Regions from separate parts of the Homo sapiens genome. Here all the other regions are linked to region 3. The links are chromatin contacts, found by Hi-C or POLR2A ChIA-PET in ENCODE. All regions are on one chromosome and are shown on one strand. Each heading gives the region's core, a stretch centred on a gene start or an enhancer-like site at or near the end of the contact. The rest is flanking DNA. Distances are from core to core; before and after follow the strand shown.

Region 1 (2,803 bases), core at 132-2,631, 2.7 Mb before region 3:
ATAATGTGAAGAGGTGAAGGAAAGTGGGTAGGAAAAATCTGTAGGGTGGGGAGACTCGGGGAAATGTGTCCTGGTCCAGTGCAGGTAACATATATGGGTATATATGCGTATATACATATTTATACCATATTTAATATATTACTCTATTAAGAAATTATAACAAATTTCCTTTTACATTACACATCCACATATTAAACCCCCAATATGTGCTAACAAGGTTAGAATTTAAGTATAATGATAATGTTCTCAGTTTTTTGTGGTGGACACTTTAAGAGAGTGTAAATAATAATAAAAATAATAGAGTGATCAGATCACTTGTGCTCAGGGCTAGACCCTTCAGCCCCAACGGCCTTAACCCCCCTCAACTGCTTTTCCAACCAAATATTCCTCCCCCTGCAGGATCCCAGGGCCATCCAATCAACCGGCCAATGACGGTTTCAGAGAAGCGGTCCTGGGGAGGGGTATTATCTGCAGGAACACGTCCTGCCAACTTTGTAGTCGAGTCACCTATTTCGGTTGGTAGCGGCCGCTATTTCTTTAAAAGGGCAGTGGATTTCGAAACAGGAGGGGGAGGTCAGGAAAAGGAACTCAGCTGCCTTTGATAACTGCCCTGCAGCCTTCCCTTCCCGGAGCGCGTGCTCGGCTCGGGAAGCGCCCGCGGCCGCCGCATCCCCGAGCGGGCGCGTGGCGCCACCTCTTTCCGGGGCGCCCACCTTCCCCGGGAATCCCCCCGCCCGACGGTCCCCCAGCGTCTGCGGCGCGGCCGCCCCGGCTTTGTCTCCGGCGTCGCGCTCGGGCGCCCGCTCTCCCCACATTTCCCCGTGTGCAGGCTGTAACCCGATCTCCCATTTCCTGGTGGATTCTCTTAAAGAGGCAGCGGTCGAGAAGCAGAACAAAGGCTATTGTTTTATTTCCTCCTTCGGATTCCGCGTCCTAACCGGAATGGCCCTTCATAGATAATTACTTTCGTTGCATCTGCGCTTAGTGAAACGTTTCAAAACCCTTGTGCACATCGATGTATCCAAGAGACGGAGCCAGGGGAGGTGGGAGGAGTTTAATAAAACCTGTTTTGTGGTGTCTGGGGCCACAATGTAACGTTTTTTAAAGGTGTCTTCCTTAAGCCCGGAAATTGGCTCGGCCAGCGGGAGGTCTCGCGGCGTGGAGGGCGGGCGCCCGCACCGGGGGCCGGCCTGGGGGGCTGCGCCGCTCGCCCCGCTCGCAGCCGCGGCCCCACGCGGCCCCGCTACCCGGGTTTCCTCCGCCCGCGCCCCCGCGGCCGCCCCTCCCCCGCGCAGCTTTTATTTCCCCGATGCCGGGCTGTAACCCGAGCTTTTATTTCCTGGTGGCTCCTTTAAGAGGCAGAGCTCAGTGCTGGGAATTCACGTCAGTTTCTGCACTGAAACTCTCAAGATCAATGAGCAAAGAGCTTTCTCAGTTCTGCCTTTCAGTTTCTCTCTTCCAGGAAGGAAAACATTCGAGAGAGCGAGGGAGAGCCGCGGGAGGGCGGGGGGCGGGGGCGCCGGCTGCGGGTGGGAGGAGAGACCGGGAGGCCGGCCGGGCTGCGTCCCGGGTCCCCGCGCCGCGCCGCGACCTGCAGACCCCGCCGCCGCGCTCGGGCCCGTCTCCCACGCCCCCGCCGCCCCGCGCGCCCAACTCCGCCGGCCGCCCCGCCCCGCCCCGCGCGCTCCAGACCCCCGGGGCGGCTGCCGGGAGAGATGCTGGAAGAAACTTCTTAAATGACCGCGTCTGGCTGGCCGTGGAGCCTTTCTGGGTTGGGGAGAGGAAAGGAAAGTGGAAAAAACCTGAGAACTTCCTGATCTCTCTCGCTGTGAGACATGTCTGAGACTCCTGCTCAGTGTAGCATTAAGGTAAAAATCTTCTCCCCTCCTTCTACGTGGTGGAAACCCTGAGCTGCACCGGCCAGGGCAGTCGTGCTGGGCTCCTCAGAGCAGGCTGTTGCAGTTGCTCTGTTCGCAGGAAATTATTTGGGGCGAGAGGGAAAGAGATGCAGCTCGCGGTGGCTGCTGTACCCTTTAGCGTAACCTTGCTACTCCCCCCCACCGCCGAGCCCCTGCCGGCTCCTCGGCCCCCACCCCCTTGCTTTTTGACAATGAAATGCCGGTCACAATTGGTCAGAGCAACCCGGATTGTCTCCAGAACCGTAAAACACCCCCGTAATTAGTGCGCTTAAAAAAAAAAAAAACAAAAAACAAAAAAAAAAAACCTGCTCCCTATTCCTACACCCAACATGTGACTGAAATATAACTTTTGTTCCCGAGGGGTGGTCGTCTTAGAAAAAAAGTTGTTCAGTTTCCACTGCGATAGAATCTTTTTATTTTTTTAAAGGACTCTCTGGGTCTGATCAGACAGGATTTTTTTCCCCCTCGTCTGATTGTAATTGCAAGCGCTGTCGGAGAGACAGTCCTGGTGTCAGCTTTTCCTAGGCATTGCACAATGAATTTTTTTTTAAAACCAAGGTGAATAAAGTTGCTGAATAGTTATTTTACTCCGATCCATATGAAAGTTGAGCAATCCCAAAGTAGAAAACTCCTGTGATGGAGGGAGAGGAAGAACTAAGCAACCAGGCAAAATGACCTTCTGTGTTTGACAGTGCAGAGAGGCTATCTAAGCAGCACTCTGTAAATGCAGGGCGGTAGATGTTTGTAAACACACTGCTGGGCTACCCAGTAGTTGTGTGTATGCATGTCTATATATCTGTAAAGACTGTGGTGCTGCGGTTTGTTGCTTCTAAAAAGTTGTTGTAAAGTTTGCCACCATTGGGAGGCAGGATGATTTATCCATC
Region 2 (2,868 bases), core at 173-2,672, 2.2 Mb after region 3:
CATTAGAGTTAGTTGCCAATGTCTTATATACAAGAGATTTTACTGAAATATCTAGAAAAAATATCTGGTTTATCCAGAAAAATCAGCAACATTAGGCCCACATTCGTACAGTGTGCTGGAATTAAGTCATGGCTTCCCCCTTTGGGTGGCGCATGCAAGCCCCAGTTCACAACGTTATTTTTCCTTCCAGACTCCGGAACCTGGAGGCAATTGAGTTTGTAATTCCCGTCTTAGCCCTTGGCAAGATAAATAATTCAGCCTATTTTATTTACATTCAAGTATCATGGTAGAAAACAAGTTATTGATTACTGCTTCAAGAAAAAGGATTTGCATATTTGTGTATATATTTTTAAAAAGTGGATTAACTTTATGTTAAACAATCACTTGGCCACAAAGATTAATATTAACCTATATTAAAGGTTATTTTTGCTACCATCTTCATCCTACACAGTGAGCATAAATGTTGTTTCAAATATTGTTCCCAAATATTATTCAAATTCACCTAATTTTACATATAATTGCAGATTAGAAAACTAATTTCATCACAATCTCCCCTTTCCTAAATTCCTCTCACTCAGCTATCTGAGCATCTCTCATGCATCAGGCCCTATGTTCCCACCTGTATTTTCTTTCCGTTGAAGTCCACCCATTCCAATTATTTAAGTGATTTCATTTGAATGATGTCAAAACTAATCCTCAGGTGATGTAAGCAGCTCCAAATATAATAATAGAAAGGAAAATATGGGTGAGAAATTACAAAAGGCTGGAGAATCAATTAACATATATACTTCTAAACAATTGTTAGAAAGTAAATTTGATCTGGGCTTCCCAGGAAACAAAGAAAAGAGGGAAAATGTCAACATGTATATGATTCACAGGCCCAAGTAAAACATCATTTAGTCATTTATAGTCTCAGAAATCTTGCTTATCCTAAGATCTGGGCGACATTTCACCAGTGAGGCGGTAGGACATTGTGTGATACAGTAAACAAAGTCCCCAATAGCATCCTTAGGACACTGATGTTTTTGCAGCTGTTAATGAAAATCTTCAACACAGGAAAACAGCAAAACCTTGATGTACAATTCCATAAAAATTTTTGAGGGGCCAAAACAATAGGGGTCAAGATCAAAGACACAGGGAAGGATAAATTAAAAACCATCACAAGGAATAATTCAACATCCAGTTTTTCAGGTAATCTGCCATAAATACTATTTCCTTCAGATGACTTCTTAAAACATAAGAATGGAAAAGCAGCATTTGAAGTTGTAATCTCTGGCAAGAACACAGAGTGTTAAGATGTCATGATACGATGAAGTCCACATACGGAACAACTAAGAAACAACTAAAACACGTGCATGAATGGAGAACCACTGCATGGCTGTGGCAAGGAGAGCGGAGGATCCTAATCTTCCCCAGCAAGGCTTTCTGGTTCTCCTCCAACACACAGCTGAGTCACAGAGGCCCTGGACAATGTGTCTGGACAAATCTCACGCTAAGCATTATCTTCTACGTCCACAGAAAAAAATCTGTTGTATAATATTGTCAGATTCAGGCCAACTGAATTCTGGAGGACATATGCAAAGACACTGCATTTCATCTTTGGACGTCCTTTCTTGGCAGGACCACTTGTCTCCCAAAGCCTGTCCTAGGATGTGGCAATAAGGCTATACCGTCGGGGTAGAGATTTCAAGATACACATCTTTTGACCCCCCATTGCAGTAGATGATGTTTTTTTCCATTTCTCTGGTACTTGAGCTAAGCTCCTGTGGCTCAGATTATTTATTGCATTACTTTTGTAACCTTTCTCCCAAAGGAACATGTAAGCCATACACAGTTGGCATCAAATATTACTGGATGACAGATTTGTTTTTAAAATGGTAAAATTAGACAATACGTCTCATCTAAATTCATGGAATTCTCCCCTCTAATAATAGAGTCATGTGATAGCTTAAAAACACATGCTTTATCATCATTCAGTAGCAGTTTATTCATTAGAACATTCTGTACTCCTCTAAAAATCCAACATATCTCGTCACATCTCATATTTGGTTATTTTCCTTCTCAAAAGGTCTTGTTACAAATCTAATGCATTTAACTACCAAACTATGCCCACAAGGGTACTTGGACAATGGCTTACATTTTAAATTATAGCAATTGTGGGTGCTGCTGACCTGTCAATCTCAAATATATTCATAAGCTACACACACGAAAATGAAATGAACAAAGTGATTCAGATTAAACAGCTCTGACTATCCATTTTAAGAAAATCACTGGGTGTGCCTAGGATCCAATGCTAACAATTTGTTACGCACTGCAGTGTTACAGCTTTCTAAATGGTAAGTAACTGTTTAAAAATTCCAAAGCATTCTTAAAACGTTTCACTTAAACATTTCTGCAATAAAATCTTATTGAACTGTTGCTTTCATTAATTTTCTACAGACTAGAGAGCAAGGAATTCAAGTTCGATTTTTTTTTCTTTTACTTTGCCTACTACTAGCAAATAAACTGTGCCTCTTTTTTAAATAAACCCCTGGCCTTGAGTTTTGGCCCCTTAATAGTAGCCTACATGGTTGACTACCCTTGGTGTTAAATTTTCTTAAATTGTATTTCTGTCAGTGTATCATTTTTTTAAGCAATGGACCCTATAATAGCAAGCACTGGTCTGTCAGGAGTGCATTTTAACAGCACGACACAAGTATTTTTCACTACAGGAGACAAACAATGATATGTATTACATGCAGTAAACACTGCCTTTGGTACACAGGGTTCTCTTAGCATTTATCTGTCTAAAAATCTCACTGTGTCCTGAATGGGGGGTTTCAGGGGGAGGGAGAGGAACCTTGTCTCATATTAATGCTGCCAGTAGCT
Region 3 (2,935 bases), core at 430-2,929:
ACTCTGTTGCCCAGGCTGGAGTGCAGTGGCGTGATCTTGGCTCACTGCAACCTCTGCCTCCCGGGTTCAAGTGATTCTCCTGCTTCAGCCTCCCGAGTAGCTAGGACTACAGGCGCGTGCCACCACGACTAGCTAATTTTTTTTTTTTTGTATTTTTAGTAGAGGCGGGGTTTCACCATGTTACCCAGGATGGTCTCGATCTCCTGACCTCATGGTCTGCCCGCCTCGGCCTCCCAAAGTGCTGGGATTACAGGCGTGAGCCACTGCACCCGGCCCTAGGTGATATTTCTAAAGGCCACCTTATATTTTAAGTAAATTGAATGGTTCCAGTTATAAAAATAAGTATTAACAACCCTATTCTAATTTCTTATTAGTTACAAAAATTTCTTGTTCAGTTTTCTGTCTTCTTCACTAGAGTACAGATTTCTTGAGGACAGGCACCTAACAGATCTACAACACAGTGATTGCTAAATAAATACTGAACCAATACATTCATATAATGAGAAGTTACATAAAAAAACAATAACCACACGGTACCATCTAATATTATTTTCAGGCTATTCTTGCCTTGCAAAACATATGTACTTTTATTCTTTTTTTTTTTTTTTTTTTTTGATAAGGGGTCTTGCTCTGTAGCCCAGGCTGGAGTGCAGTGGTGAGATCTTCGCTCACTGCAATCTCGGCCTCCCAGGTCCCAGTTCAAGCAACTCTCCTGCCTCAGCCTCCTGAGTAGTTGGGATTACAGGCACGCACCACCATGCCTAGCTAATTTTTGTAATTTTAGTAGAGACGGGGTTTCACTATGTTGGCCAGGCTGGTCTTGATCTCCTGACCTCAGGTGATCCACCCCCCCTCAGACTTCCAAAGTGCTGGGATTACAGGCCTGAGCCACGGCACCTGGCCAAAACATATGTACATTTATTCTATCATTTAGTGCTTCCAACCTAGTTCAACTATAGTCATGATTGCCATTATACAGGTGAGAAAACTGAGTAACACACTTATTCCGAGGAACCGGCAAGGAAGCTGCAGTAGTTGAACTTGAACCCAGATCTCTTAACCAGTAAGGCAGTGACTTGTCCACTACCTCCTGTGGAATTCATTAAAGGCCGACTCCCAGCATGAAATTGAATAAATGGGATGAATACAACTTCTGGTGAGAGAGTATGATAAAAAGTGCTTGCTCTGTTACCAAGCAACTGAAAGAAAGTATGTTTTTTTCATTCCTTCATTATTAATACAATTCAAAGTACATTCTGTGAATTTAAAACATAAATGATGAATAAATCAACATACTCCTGGCTTTTATGAAAATCTTTCCCTCTGCTCTTTAAACTCTCACCTACCTCCTTCCTTCTTTCTTTTCTAAGCCTCATAGAGGGCGCTCACAAAGTGCTACTTATTGATTGAGGAAGATCCACTCAAAAAACACACCTCACACTGCAACTGAGAGACGCAGCGCCACCACCTCGGGCTTCCTTCTCTTTTCCACGCAGGAGGCGGGGCCAATGTCCCTCATTCAAATAAAAAACCAGAATTTGCATGGGGAATGGCTAGTCCTTGAGCTTATTGGCTGATAGCACAGTGGGCGGGGTACATAGCACGACCCCCCGGAGCCCCGCCCATATTAATTTGCATAACGGCCCCGGCGCGTGCAAGGGAGAAGCGGGTTTGTTTTTGAATCTGCGGAGGCGGCGGCGGTGGCAGCGGCGGCGCGGCGACTGAAGCGCGCGAAAAGCTGAGGCGGCAACGTCGGGGACGGCTGCGCGGGACGGCTCTGTAGGAAGGAACTTGGTTCCCCCTCCCTCAGCTTCCGCCCCAAAAGGTATATGTGAATCCCAGGGGCTGTTAAAACCACATTTTCTTAAATTACTATTGTATTTCTGAAGAGTCAAGACCGCATTATGGCGGCTGCGGGAGTTGTGTCTGCGCCTGCGCGGTTGCGGAGCTGCGGGCGGCGCTGCATGGGAGCACGTGATCTTGCGGGGTCGGGCTCTAGCTGCAGTTGTGCAGCTGGCGGGGCGGTGGCTGCGCAAGCGCAATATTCATTTTCAAGATCTAATGTTCTTGTTGGACGCCATTTGGGTTCTAGATTTAATTTTCCTCGTTCTTGAGGGGTTTCTTTGTGTTAACCTTAAATTCTCACAATTTTCAAGAAAAACATTACTCTAATGTTGTACTCCTGGGCCGACCTCAAGCTCTTCTCTGTTTTTTCGATTTTTTGAAAAATTGTGGACTTAATTTTCTGTAAAAATGATTTTCATTTGTGGTTCTTGATTATAATTTCAGTTTTAAAGTATTACTGGATTCAGGTTTATATTTACGGTGGTAAAGATCAGCACCTAGTGGTGTTCTCACGGGAAGTGCATTTATTTGAACTGCATATTTGCAAATACATTTTTAACCCTATTTTTACCTGTTCTGTTATGGATGTGTGGAATGTTTACAAAACAGAAACAATTTTAGTTTTGGGAATATTGGGGGAACGGGAATAGTGGAAGAAATTACAGTATAATCGAAAATGAAATCTCAATCTGAGGATTATTTTGGTTTTAAATGTTTGATCCTAAGTAAATAAAGTTTTAATTTTAATCAGTTTGTATGTTTCTGGGCATTTGAATTTTACATGTTTTAAGTTTCTTAGGTGACTTGTTCATTACTGCTTCAGCTAGATTATTGTTACTTTTGAAATTAATCAACTCATTTTCTTAGCATTTTTGTTTGCTATGATATGTAAGCTATAACATTTATTTGGTAAATTTTTCTGATGAAGAATTCTAGAAAGAACATCCATTACCCTGAGGCCTCTTTGAAGAAAGTGGACCATTAATAAAAAAAATCTGTTTTTTTCTTTTAAACACTGTACTGTATGCATGTGTGTAAGATACAGTTGTGTTTGATTTTTTAATTGTAAGTGTGCTCCTGGTTTTATTAA
Region 4 (3,019 bases), core at 144-2,643, 2.0 Mb before region 3:
CCTCAAGACTAGTTAGACACAACTTTCTAGAAGCCTGCCCTGATCTCTCAGGCAGTTTTTAGTTCTATCTTCATATTCCCAGAGAACACTGTACTTAGATTCATTTGCATTTTTCTCATTGTATTGCAATGGTGAGCAGAGGAAAGAGCATCAGATAGTCCTAAATAGTTCGACCACTGACCACCTGCTGACCATGGAGGAGTCACCTACTTACAGGCTGCAGGGTTGTTGTGAAAATTAAATAAGGTAAAATAGGGGAAATTATTGTGATATAGTAGAGTGGAAGGGACTTAAAAATCATTTAGTCAACTTGACACTTCTTCTGAGACTTTTTTTTTTTTTTTTTTTTTTGAGACGGAGTCTCGCTCTGTCGCCCAGGCTGGAGTGCAGTGGCGCGATCTCGGCTCACTGCAAGCTCTGCCTCCCGGGTTCACACCATTCTCCTGTCTCAGCCTCCCGAGTAGCTGGGACTACAGGCGCCCACCATCATGCCCGGCTAATTTTTTGTATTTTTTAGTAGAGACGGGGTTTCACCATGTTAGCCAGGATGGTCTTGATCTCCTGACATCGTGATCTACTCGCCTCAGCCTCCCAAAGTGCTGGGATTACAGGCGTGAGCCACCCCGCCTGGCCAGAGACTACATTTTATACATATAAAATCTCAAGGCATTTACTTGAAATTTCTTGACGCAGACAATGTAATATAAAATGAGTTGCAAAGTTCGGAGAACGCTAGAGCCAGCTAACTCCTTGATGGCATTGCATTGCTAGGTCTACTTTCTTGCCCTAGCAAAAATGGCAGTTTCCTTTCTGGATTACTCCCTCCTCACCTTCTGTTAGTTTCAGAGTGACTTGTTGATAACTGCCAAGGTCCCCAGAAAGCGCCTAGCCAAAAAGGTTCTTCACTTCTCTTTAAAGATGTGCACTCCCTAATACATGAAACAGCATTTTCTATTTCTTAATTTTTCTCTCATTTCCAGCTGCTGCTTTCACCGTCTTCTGGTATTTTTTTGTTTGGTCGTCCACTGCTAAACTCCCAGCTCTTCAGAATTCAAAATGAGCTTTGCATCCAAGCTGTTGTGGGTTCGAATCCTGGGTCTATCTAGCGTTTCTTTCTCCATCTGTAAAACAGGGTTAAAAATACCTATTTTGTAAAGTTGTTCTCACATGTGGGTATTGAAGAGCTTAATAGTGTGGGTGGTGTTTTAAAGGTGACGCATCCTTACAACAGGAAAGGGCTTACCCTCTTCCGCAGTTCTGGCTTCGAGGAGGTCAAGCCCTTTAAGGTGGCATCGCCCTAAGTCGCAGGAGCGGGTCTCTCCGCCCCTCCCTCGGGCCGGGGGGCGGGGCCTCCTAATCCGGAACTGAAGGTCTTGCGTAGCCGGCACCGCCCATCTGCGTCCCGGAAGGAGCGAGCTTGCGGAGCGTGAACCAGTGAGTGAAAGCGGCGCCGCCCGCCGGCCGCAGGTGCGGCAAAGCCAGTGTCATCTGCCGGTTCTCTTAGGGCTCCCGGAAAGAAGGAGGGCTAGCCGCGTGCGTTCGCGCCGCGCCTCCTTGCGTTTCTGTTCCCCAAATAGGGCCTCTCCTTCTCCCGCCGCCCAGGCCCCTGCGTGGGCTGGACGCGTCAGCCCCACACATTAGCCTCGCTGCGGCGCCCAGACTCTGCTTTGCCTCCCCGTCCCGGTCCCTGGCCCCTGCCCTGTCGCCCGCCGCCGGAGCGGTGACCGCCCGGCCCGCCGTTCTTCTGCTGCCACCGCTGTCGGCACCATGGGCAGTGAGCAGAGCTCCGAGGCCGAGAGCCGACCCAACGATCTGAACTCCTCAGGTCGGTGTCCTAACCTCCCACCCTCCTCCAGCCCGCCCTGTCCCCTTGCAGAGCGGGCTGCCTCCCAGACTAGGGTCAGGGACTGCGGACGGGAACGCACAGAAAAAGCCTTCACCGTGCTAGTAGGAAAAAAAAAAAGTCACCATCTGTCCTGGCCTCGATTCCCCTGATGGAAGTGCGTGTGACTGCAAGCTAAGCCAGCGTGGGCGCCAGTGCCCTTATTTATTTTCAAAACAGCCGTTTCTCCCAGCTACAGCCTCCTGTTTAAAAGACGAGCTAATTAATTTTTGGCTCTAGTGCTCATGGCTGATGTAGTGAGATTTGGCTCACACAGTGGATGGATTATAGGACCTCTAAGAACAGTCTGTTTCTTAAAAACGGGTGTTAGAGGTTCCTTTTCTGAAGGGATATGTGATAGGTGTCCACTTGCTTTGAACCCTTTAGTGCAAAGGTCTCCAGAAACAGCTTTTTCTTCTCAGAAGGTGTCTTGGTCCGTTTTCTAATCTTGTAGAGGTTGGCCAGACAGCAGGCACTGGTGTTTTCCATTGTTGTTCTCTGTCCATGATTTTTAGACTTCTCTAAGCGTTTGAGACAAGAATGGGAGGATTATTGTGTTTGCAATACAGTGAGTGTTCAATAAATAGATAAAGCAGCTGATGTTTAATTGAGGACCATTTGCTGCTTTTTTTGTTACCCACACGCTAGGACAGCTGGGAGTGCTTTGGTTAAGCTCCGGGGTTGCTAACGCAAATTGGTTAAATCTGGGGCCTAAAAAGAGTCGCCGATTTTAGAAGTTCTCTGTTCTTGATAGGAGCTGTAATTCAGAAATAGGCAAGCTAATAGATCTAAGGGTGTTTCACTTTAAGGTGTGACTTTCAAGACTAGTTCAGACCTACATTCTGGGGACTGGATTGGGGCAGCTTTGAATGGTGAGCAGCATCTACTAGCTTTGCTACGTTTTTCTATTTCCTTGGAAGGGCCAGAGTGTCATATCTGTTATAAGAAATATAATAATTGCCACCTTTGACATTCTTGCCTCTATGGCAGGGCAGAAACATATTTTAGGGGGAAGCGGTGTGGCATCTTTTTAATTTGTTTTCTTGCCCATGAACCAACAGCATTCGAGCATTTCCGATGTTAGAATTTGCCTATTCCCCTGTGCCCGGTACTTTACATACATTTACATATAATTTT

The links. Hi-C counts contacts between places; a loop is a spot of excess contacts on that map. ChIA-PET counts read pairs that join two places held with the same protein, here RNA polymerase II (POLR2A). Pooled maps may share reads with other maps.
Region 1: a map of naive thymus-derived CD4-positive, alpha-beta T cell shows a loop between it and region 3 (11-fold over the local background). The contact joins the promoter of ETV6 here to the promoter of ATF7IP in region 3. A Hi-C loop is called at or near these places in 1 of 168 maps with a recorded cell type or tissue (naive thymus-derived CD4-positive, alpha-beta T cell), 1 of 37 single-sample maps with no recorded cell type and 8 of 50 pooled maps.
Region 2: a loop to region 3 is called in a map of HepG2, with 26 times the contacts of the local background. The contact joins the enhancer-like site here to the promoter of ATF7IP in region 3. A Hi-C loop is called at or near these places in 1 of 168 maps with a recorded cell type or tissue (HepG2). POLR2A ChIA-PET finds 5 or more read pairs at or near these places in 1 of 52 experiments (AG04450).
Region 4: a map of naive thymus-derived CD4-positive, alpha-beta T cell shows a loop between it and region 3 (9-fold over the local background). The contact joins the promoter of BORCS5 here to the promoter of ATF7IP in region 3. A Hi-C loop is called at or near these places in 1 of 168 maps with a recorded cell type or tissue (naive thymus-derived CD4-positive, alpha-beta T cell), 1 of 37 single-sample maps with no recorded cell type and 8 of 50 pooled maps. POLR2A ChIA-PET finds 5 or more read pairs at or near these places in 1 of 52 experiments (CD4-positive, alpha-beta T cell).

Annotation. Positions count from the first base shown.
Region 1 is chr12:11,648,293-11,651,095 of GRCh38, forward strand. It overlaps ETV6 (ETS variant transcription factor 6), which reads left to right and starts at 1,382. Exons shown (of 8, transcript NM_001987.5): 1 at 1,382-1,868. The coding sequence starts at 1,836. RefSeq lists an enhancer at 285-384 and silencers at 565-804, 1,095-1,304, 1,515-1,564, 1,575-1,734.
Region 2 is chr12:16,584,994-16,587,861 of GRCh38, forward strand. The region is part of intron 2 of LMO3 (LIM domain only 3); the gene reads right to left. It also overlaps a transcript of MGST1 not described here. Among named protein-coding and RNA genes, the nearest start is that of LMO3, 20 kb to the right of the region's middle. Within about 2 kb of position 1,423, at least 5 of the 41 ENCODE cell types and tissues checked have a DNase peak (open chromatin) inside an H3K27ac peak, as active enhancers do.
Region 3 is chr12:14,364,003-14,366,937 of GRCh38, forward strand. It overlaps ATF7IP (activating transcription factor 7 interacting protein), which reads left to right and starts at 1,680. Exons shown (of 15, transcript NM_018179.5): 1 at 1,680-1,825. It overlaps LOC124902884 (a long non-coding RNA gene), which reads right to left. Exons shown (of 2, transcript XR_007063220.1): 1 at 1,347-2,935. RefSeq lists enhancers at 1,261-2,078, 1,310-1,369, 1,840-1,899.
Region 4 is chr12:12,355,685-12,358,703 of GRCh38, forward strand. BORCS5 (BLOC-1 related complex subunit 5) reads left to right here and starts at 1,394. Exons shown (of 4, transcript NM_058169.6): 1 at 1,394-1,825. The coding sequence starts at 1,768. It overlaps LOH12CR2 (loss of heterozygosity on chromosome 12, region 2), which reads right to left and starts at 1,383. Exons shown (of 2, transcript NR_024061.1): 1 at 1,244-1,383; 2 at 1-1,121. RefSeq lists enhancers at 1,179-1,857, 2,744-2,823 and a silencer at 1,724-1,803.